Linked DNA regions of Homo sapiens: region 2 is linked to region 1. Evidence: chromatin contacts called from ENCODE Hi-C or POLR2A ChIA-PET data. All regions are on one chromosome and are shown on one strand. Each heading gives the region's core, a stretch centred on a gene start or an enhancer-like site at or near the end of the contact. The rest is flanking DNA. Distances are from core to core; before and after follow the strand shown.

Evidence for each region. A loop is a pair of places that touch in the nucleus more often than their neighbours do. ChIA-PET counts read pairs that join two places held with the same protein, here RNA polymerase II (POLR2A). Pooled maps may share reads with other maps.
Region 2: a pooled map shows a loop between it and region 1 (14-fold over the local background). The contact joins the promoter of MAGEF1 here to the promoter of YEATS2 in region 1. A Hi-C loop is called at or near these places in 4 of 50 pooled maps. POLR2A ChIA-PET finds 5 or more read pairs at or near these places in 2 of 52 experiments (PC-9 and WTC11).

What each region holds. Positions count from the first base shown.
Region 1 is chr3:183,696,469-183,699,326 of GRCh38, reverse strand. YEATS2 (YEATS domain containing 2) reads right to left here and starts at 1,530. Exons shown (of 31, transcript NM_018023.5): 1 at 1,334-1,530. RefSeq lists a silencer at 1,156-1,625.
Region 2 is chr3:184,710,709-184,713,660 of GRCh38, reverse strand. It overlaps MAGEF1 (MAGE family member F1), which reads left to right and starts at 1,597. Exons shown (of 1, transcript NM_022149.5): 1 at 1,597-2,952. The coding sequence starts at 1,840. The coding sequence ends at 2,763. LOC107986163 (a long non-coding RNA gene) reads right to left here and starts at 1,418. Exons shown (of 5, transcript NR_160768.1): 1 at 1,243-1,418. RefSeq lists an enhancer at 2,338-2,397.

The sequences.
Region 1 (2,858 bases), core at 281-2,780:
AATTTAATACATCTAAAATAGAATTCGTTTTTCCCACCTCAAATTTCTCTCTTCCATTCTTCATCTCAGTAAACAGCACCACCACCTACTCAGTTGCTCAAAACAAAAATCAAAAAAGCAAAGATTCCCACCATTCCCTCACCAATCCAAGTCTTGTTCATTCTACCTTAAAACATTTAAAAATCTGTTTATACTTCCCCATCTCCCTGCCACGGGCCTAGTCCAAGCTACTGCAAAGAGCACAGTAACTGACCTCGTAGGTTCCTCCCCAGCCCTCTTCCTCTACATAGCAGTCGGATCATGCTACTCGCCTTCTCAAAACCTTCAAAGGCTTCCCGGGAAAAACTAAACTCCTTATCAGGGCATCATCTGCCCTATCTTTTAAAGAGTATACACAAACAGGAATATACATCCAAGGGTAGTATCTCTAGATCGTAAAACTGCGGGCATTTTTCTCTGGCTTTGCTTGTATTTTTAAATTTTTCTACGCTGAATACCCTCTACTCATTAAGAAAGGGGAAATGATATTGCTGAATTCTATATAATATTATACCGCATTTTTTACATGTGAGCGAGAAAAGGGAATGGAAAACGTGGGTCAACTCTGTAACTGCTGAATGCTTAGATGAAAATACTAGCCAACATCAAACTAAAAAAAAATGATGTGTCAGGCCTGTAAGATTGCTGATGGCATTTCTCTTCCTCTGGTTTCTATTTCTTAACATAATCACATTCATGATGGAGAAAACCTCATTGTCTTCTGCAGTCTGGCCACAGCCCTTCAAGCCAGCCTTTCCTGCAGGAGTCCTCACTTTCCGAGGCTTCCACTCCGCCCCGCACTGCCCGCAGCTCCGGCGCGTTGGCCCCGGCCCCATCCCTGGACCCCCAAAGCCTCTCTGACCCCTCCCCTCCATCCCAGGGAGGCCCGGTGGGGATGGCGACAGGTTGGAGGGGCATTCCAGGATCCTTTCGGTAAACCCACGACTTTCTGGTGCTGGGGCCAAATCTTGCCTCCAAGGCCAAGAGCTTAACATCCTAAAAGCTCCGGCCGCTGTGGCTCGGGGTCCCGTATCCCCTCAGCGCAGCGCCCCGCTGAAGAGGAAGCCCCCAACTCACGTTCCAATTCCAGGCTCCCGCTTCTGCGGCTCCCCGGCCCGCACCTGGGATCCTCCCTGCCCTCCCCTCGGCCCCGGGGCCTCACCGGGTCCCGCTGCCGCGCTGCCTGCCGATGGGGGAGGGGCGCGCACGTGCCCGCGCCGCCCCCGCCCAAACAATGCCCCGGAGAGCGGGGCGCGCTCCCGGCCGGTCCCTTCCTGCGCCCGCCAACACTCACCCTTTCTCCGGGTCTCCGGCTGCAGCGCGGGCCCCGCCGGCCGCCGCGAGAGAGCACGGCGAGGTGAGAGAGCGGGCGAAGCCCCGCGGAGCTGCCCCGCCACAAGGCCCCAGCGACCCCCGCAACCTGCGGAAGCACACGGCGCGGTGGAGCCCGCCCGGCGCGTTCCGCCCCGCACGTCAGCAGCTGGGCGCGTCGGGGCGCGCGCGGCGGCGCGCGCGGCCTCGGGGCGGAGCTCCCAGGGATGAGGGCGGGGCGGGGCGGGGCGGGGCTGGTCCGGGCTGGGACCCCGGCCCGCGAGGGCACTTCCTGGGCAGTGTGGGCGTCGATTCTTGCAAAGGCACAGTCGTCCATCACTTTCCTGCCCCAGAAGATGGCGAATTTCAACCCCAAGTTTGACAGAATATTCATTCTGCCGGCGTGTATGAGCTTCCCTATTAATCACAATAGTGACTATGATGTTTGTGTGTGCCATCTTTGTGCCAACCCATGTGCTAAGTGCTGGGTATACAAAATAACAGTAGTTATTTCTAGCCCATTTTACAGATGAAGAAACTGAGGCAGGGAAGGCTTGAGACTTATCTCAGTCACACTAGCTAGTGACAATCCAAGTCCAGTTTTCCACCTAAATATCACTTGAGGCCAACATTCTCTTTCGTTGTAACTCTACCACCCTACCCAAGACCCTGTAATCTCTCTGCCCAAGACTATGAATAGCCTCCCAACTGGTCTTGGGGAACTTCTGTTCCCCTTCAATCCCTTCTCACTGTATAACGATTTACTACTGGAGCTGAGTGGTGGGTTTAGGAAGTTCACTTTTTTTTTTATACTTTACATACATGTTACCAAATTTTTAATGTATTTAATGTTTTTATCAACGCATAATAAATATAAGTGGTGTTTTGTTTTTTGTGTTTTTTTTTTTTTTTGAGATAGAGTCTCCCTCTGTTGCCAGGCTGGAGTGCAGTGGCATGATCTTGGCTCACTGCAGCCTCCGCCTCCCGGGTTCAAGCGATTCTCCTGCCTCAGCCTCCCAAGTAGCTGGGATTACAAGGCGCGCGCCACCACGCCTGGCTGATTTTTGTATTTTTAGTAGAGACAGGGTTTCACCATGTTGGCCAGGCTGCTCTCGAACTCCTGACCTTAGGTGATCCACCCGCCTCAGCCTCCCAAAGTGCTGGGATTACAGGCGTGAACCACCACCCCCAGGCTAATTTTGGTTTTTTTAGACAGGTCTCACTATCACCACAGCTAGTCTCACACTTCCGGGCTCGAGAGATCCTCCTGGCTGGGCACGGTGGCTCATGCCTGTAATCCCAGCACTTTGGGAGGCTGAGGCGGGCGGATCACCTGAGGTCAGGAGTTCAAGACCAACCTGGCCAACATGGTGAAACCCCGTCTCTACTAAAAATACAAAAATTAGCCAGGTGTATTTGGGCATGCCTGTAATCCTAACTACTTGGGAAGCTGAGGCAGGACAGTCACTTGAACTCGGGAGGTGGAGGTTGCAGTGAGCCATTGCACT
Region 2 (2,952 bases), core at 348-2,847, 1.0 Mb before region 1:
ATGTCCCAGGACACCTCCTCCGCATCTCCACAGAGTGCTAGGCATTCCAGGACAGTTCATCTTGCAATTCTAATATTGTATATTGCATATAAAAATATGCATTAATTAACAGCTAACATGTATTGAATATCAATATGTGCCAAGCACTGTGTTAAATGCTTATGTGCATTACTTCACATAATCTCCACAATGCTGTTACTACTATTATACTCATTTTACTGATAAGGTAACAGAAGGGCAGAAGTTTAGGTAACTTGCCCAAGATTACATAGCTAGTAAGTAGCAAACTGTGTCACAGAAAAGATACAATCATCTATAAAATGGGGATGATGGTATTAGTACCTACATTAGTGAGAATCTGATGAATTAATATTTGAAAAGTGATTAGAACGGAGCCTGGCACCTAATAAAGCCTATATATGTGGATGTTAACAATTGCTAAGGTGATTCAGAGATGACAGTAAATAACTTCTATGCGTGGTGACTAAGGAAGGCTTGGGAAGGTGATGTTTAAACTGGGCCCTGAATAGTGGACAGGATTTGGAGAAATGGAGGTGATAGAGAGGGCATTTCTGACAGGGAAGGAAGGGAGGGAGGGAGGGAAGAAGGAAGGAAGGAAGGAAGGAAAGAAGGAAGGAAGGAAGGAAGGAAAGAAGGAAGGAAGGAAGGCAGGAAGGGAAGGAGGGAAGGGAGGGAGGAAGGAAGGAAGGAGGGAAGGAAAGAAGGAAGGAAGGAGCAAGAAGCAGAAGAAAGCTCAGAGTGTGTAAAAAGAGAAAAAGAAAAGAAATACATGGGAGTAGTCAAATTTGACTTGCGCAAAAAAAAAAAAAAAAAAGAACAAACTTCCCCTTTCTTCCAACCAGTCCCTATTCCTGCTGTACTTCTCAGTATTTTCCTCTTATCCCCATGGAATCTGCTGTCCTTACTCCCTCATCATAATGATCCATTGAATATTTATTGAGTTCCTCTCCGTGTCAGGCACTGCTCTAGGCACCGAGGATACAACCCAGTAAATAGGCCGGGTCCCAGTTCCTAGTTTGCACTATAATAATCCTCCAAACTGGATTCTAGCTTTTAGCCGGCCGAACTCCAATCTATCTTCCACAATACCGCCAGAACCGAAGACACAGATCTGGTCTGGACACTCACTTGCTTAAATCCCGCTGCAGTATTTTCTCTTTACGTCCAGAATAAATTTCAGTCTCCCTAGCATCCTTTACTAATTGGTTCGCACAGTCTTACCTCGCAGCCTTCACCGTGCACTCTGCACAAGAGCCCCGGTAAAGCACTGAAAATCCCAGATACACACACTCACAAATAGGCACTTGCAGAAAGAACGTGGGGGGCACTCCATCCCTATTTCATCTCTTGTACACCGAAACATTCCCCAGTCTGCATGCCTTGGATGGGAGAGTCCTGGTTACATTCCCCCGCCCCCGACTTTTCAAGCCTAAAATCCGTCACAGGGCGCACCCCCGTCCCCACCCTCCAGGGCATTTCCACTTATAGCAGCCTGGGCACACCCCCAACCCAGAAGGGACCGGAAAAGGAGGGGCTGCGCGCGGCACTAGGGTCGCCGTCCTGGCTGAGGTGGCCGGAAGTGGCCCCTCGCGCGGGCGCGGACTGAGGCTGCGCGCCGCAGGTTCCGGCTGCTGGCGGCGTTGCGGCCGCAGGTTTGACTCCCGTGCGGTGCGGCCCAGCAGCCACAAAGCTCCCGCTGCCATTGCTCCTTGTACTCCCGCCGTCACTGCCGCTGTCCAACCCCTCCCCCGGGGCTTGCGCGGCGGCTCCCACACCCCTCGGCCCGTGTACGCGCTCTGCACCTGCCTGCCCGAAAACATGTTGCAGACACCAGAGAGCAGGGGGCTCCCGGTCCCGCAGGCCGAGGGGGAGAAGGATGGCGGCCATGATGGTGAGACCCGGGCCCCGACCGCCTCGCAGGAGCGCCCCAAGGAGGAGCTTGGCGCCGGGAGGGAGGAGGGGGCTGCGGAGCCCGCCCTCACCCGGAAAGGCGCGAGGGCCTTGGCGGCCAAAGCCTTGGCAAGGCGCAGGGCCTACCGCCGGCTGAATCGGACGGTGGCGGAGTTGGTGCAGTTCCTCCTGGTGAAAGACAAGAAGAAGAGTCCCATCACACGCTCGGAGATGGTGAAATACGTTATTGGAGACTTGAAGATTCTGTTCCCGGACATCATCGCAAGGGCCGCAGAGCATCTGCGGTATGTCTTTGGTTTTGAGCTGAAACAGTTTGACCGCAAGCACCACACTTACATCCTGATCAACAAACTAAAACCTCTGGAGGAGGAGGAGGAGGAGGATCTGGGAGGAGATGGCCCCAGATTGGGTCTGTTAATGATGATCCTGGGCCTTATCTATATGAGAGGTAATAGCGCCAGGGAGGCCCAGGTCTGGGAGATGCTGCGTCGGTTGGGGGTGCAACCCTCAAAGTATCATTTCCTCTTTGGGTATCCGAAGAGGCTTATTATGGAAGATTTTGTGCAGCAGCGATATCTCAGTTACAGGCGGGTGCCTCACACCAATCCACCAGAATATGAATTCTCTTGGGGTCCCCGAAGCAACCTGGAAATCAGCAAGATGGAAGTCCTGGGGTTCGTGGCCAAACTGCATAAGAAGGAACCGCAGCACTGGCCAGTGCAGTACCGTGAGGCCCTAGCAGACGAGGCCGACAGGGCCAGAGCCAAGGCCAGAGCTGAAGCCAGTATGAGGGCCAGGGCCAGTGCTAGGGCCGGCATCCACCTCTGGTGAGGGTTGGTGAAAAGTTGGCCAGTGGGTCCCCGTGAGGACGAACTACTGTCCTGAGTCATAAGTAATATGGGTGGGGCGAGGGTCTTATTTCTGTAGAAATCGTGTGACTTTAAGGATTTAGATTTTGTATCTTATGTTTTGTAACATTTAATAATTACTGTTAAAATGCTGTTTGTAAATGAGATTGGT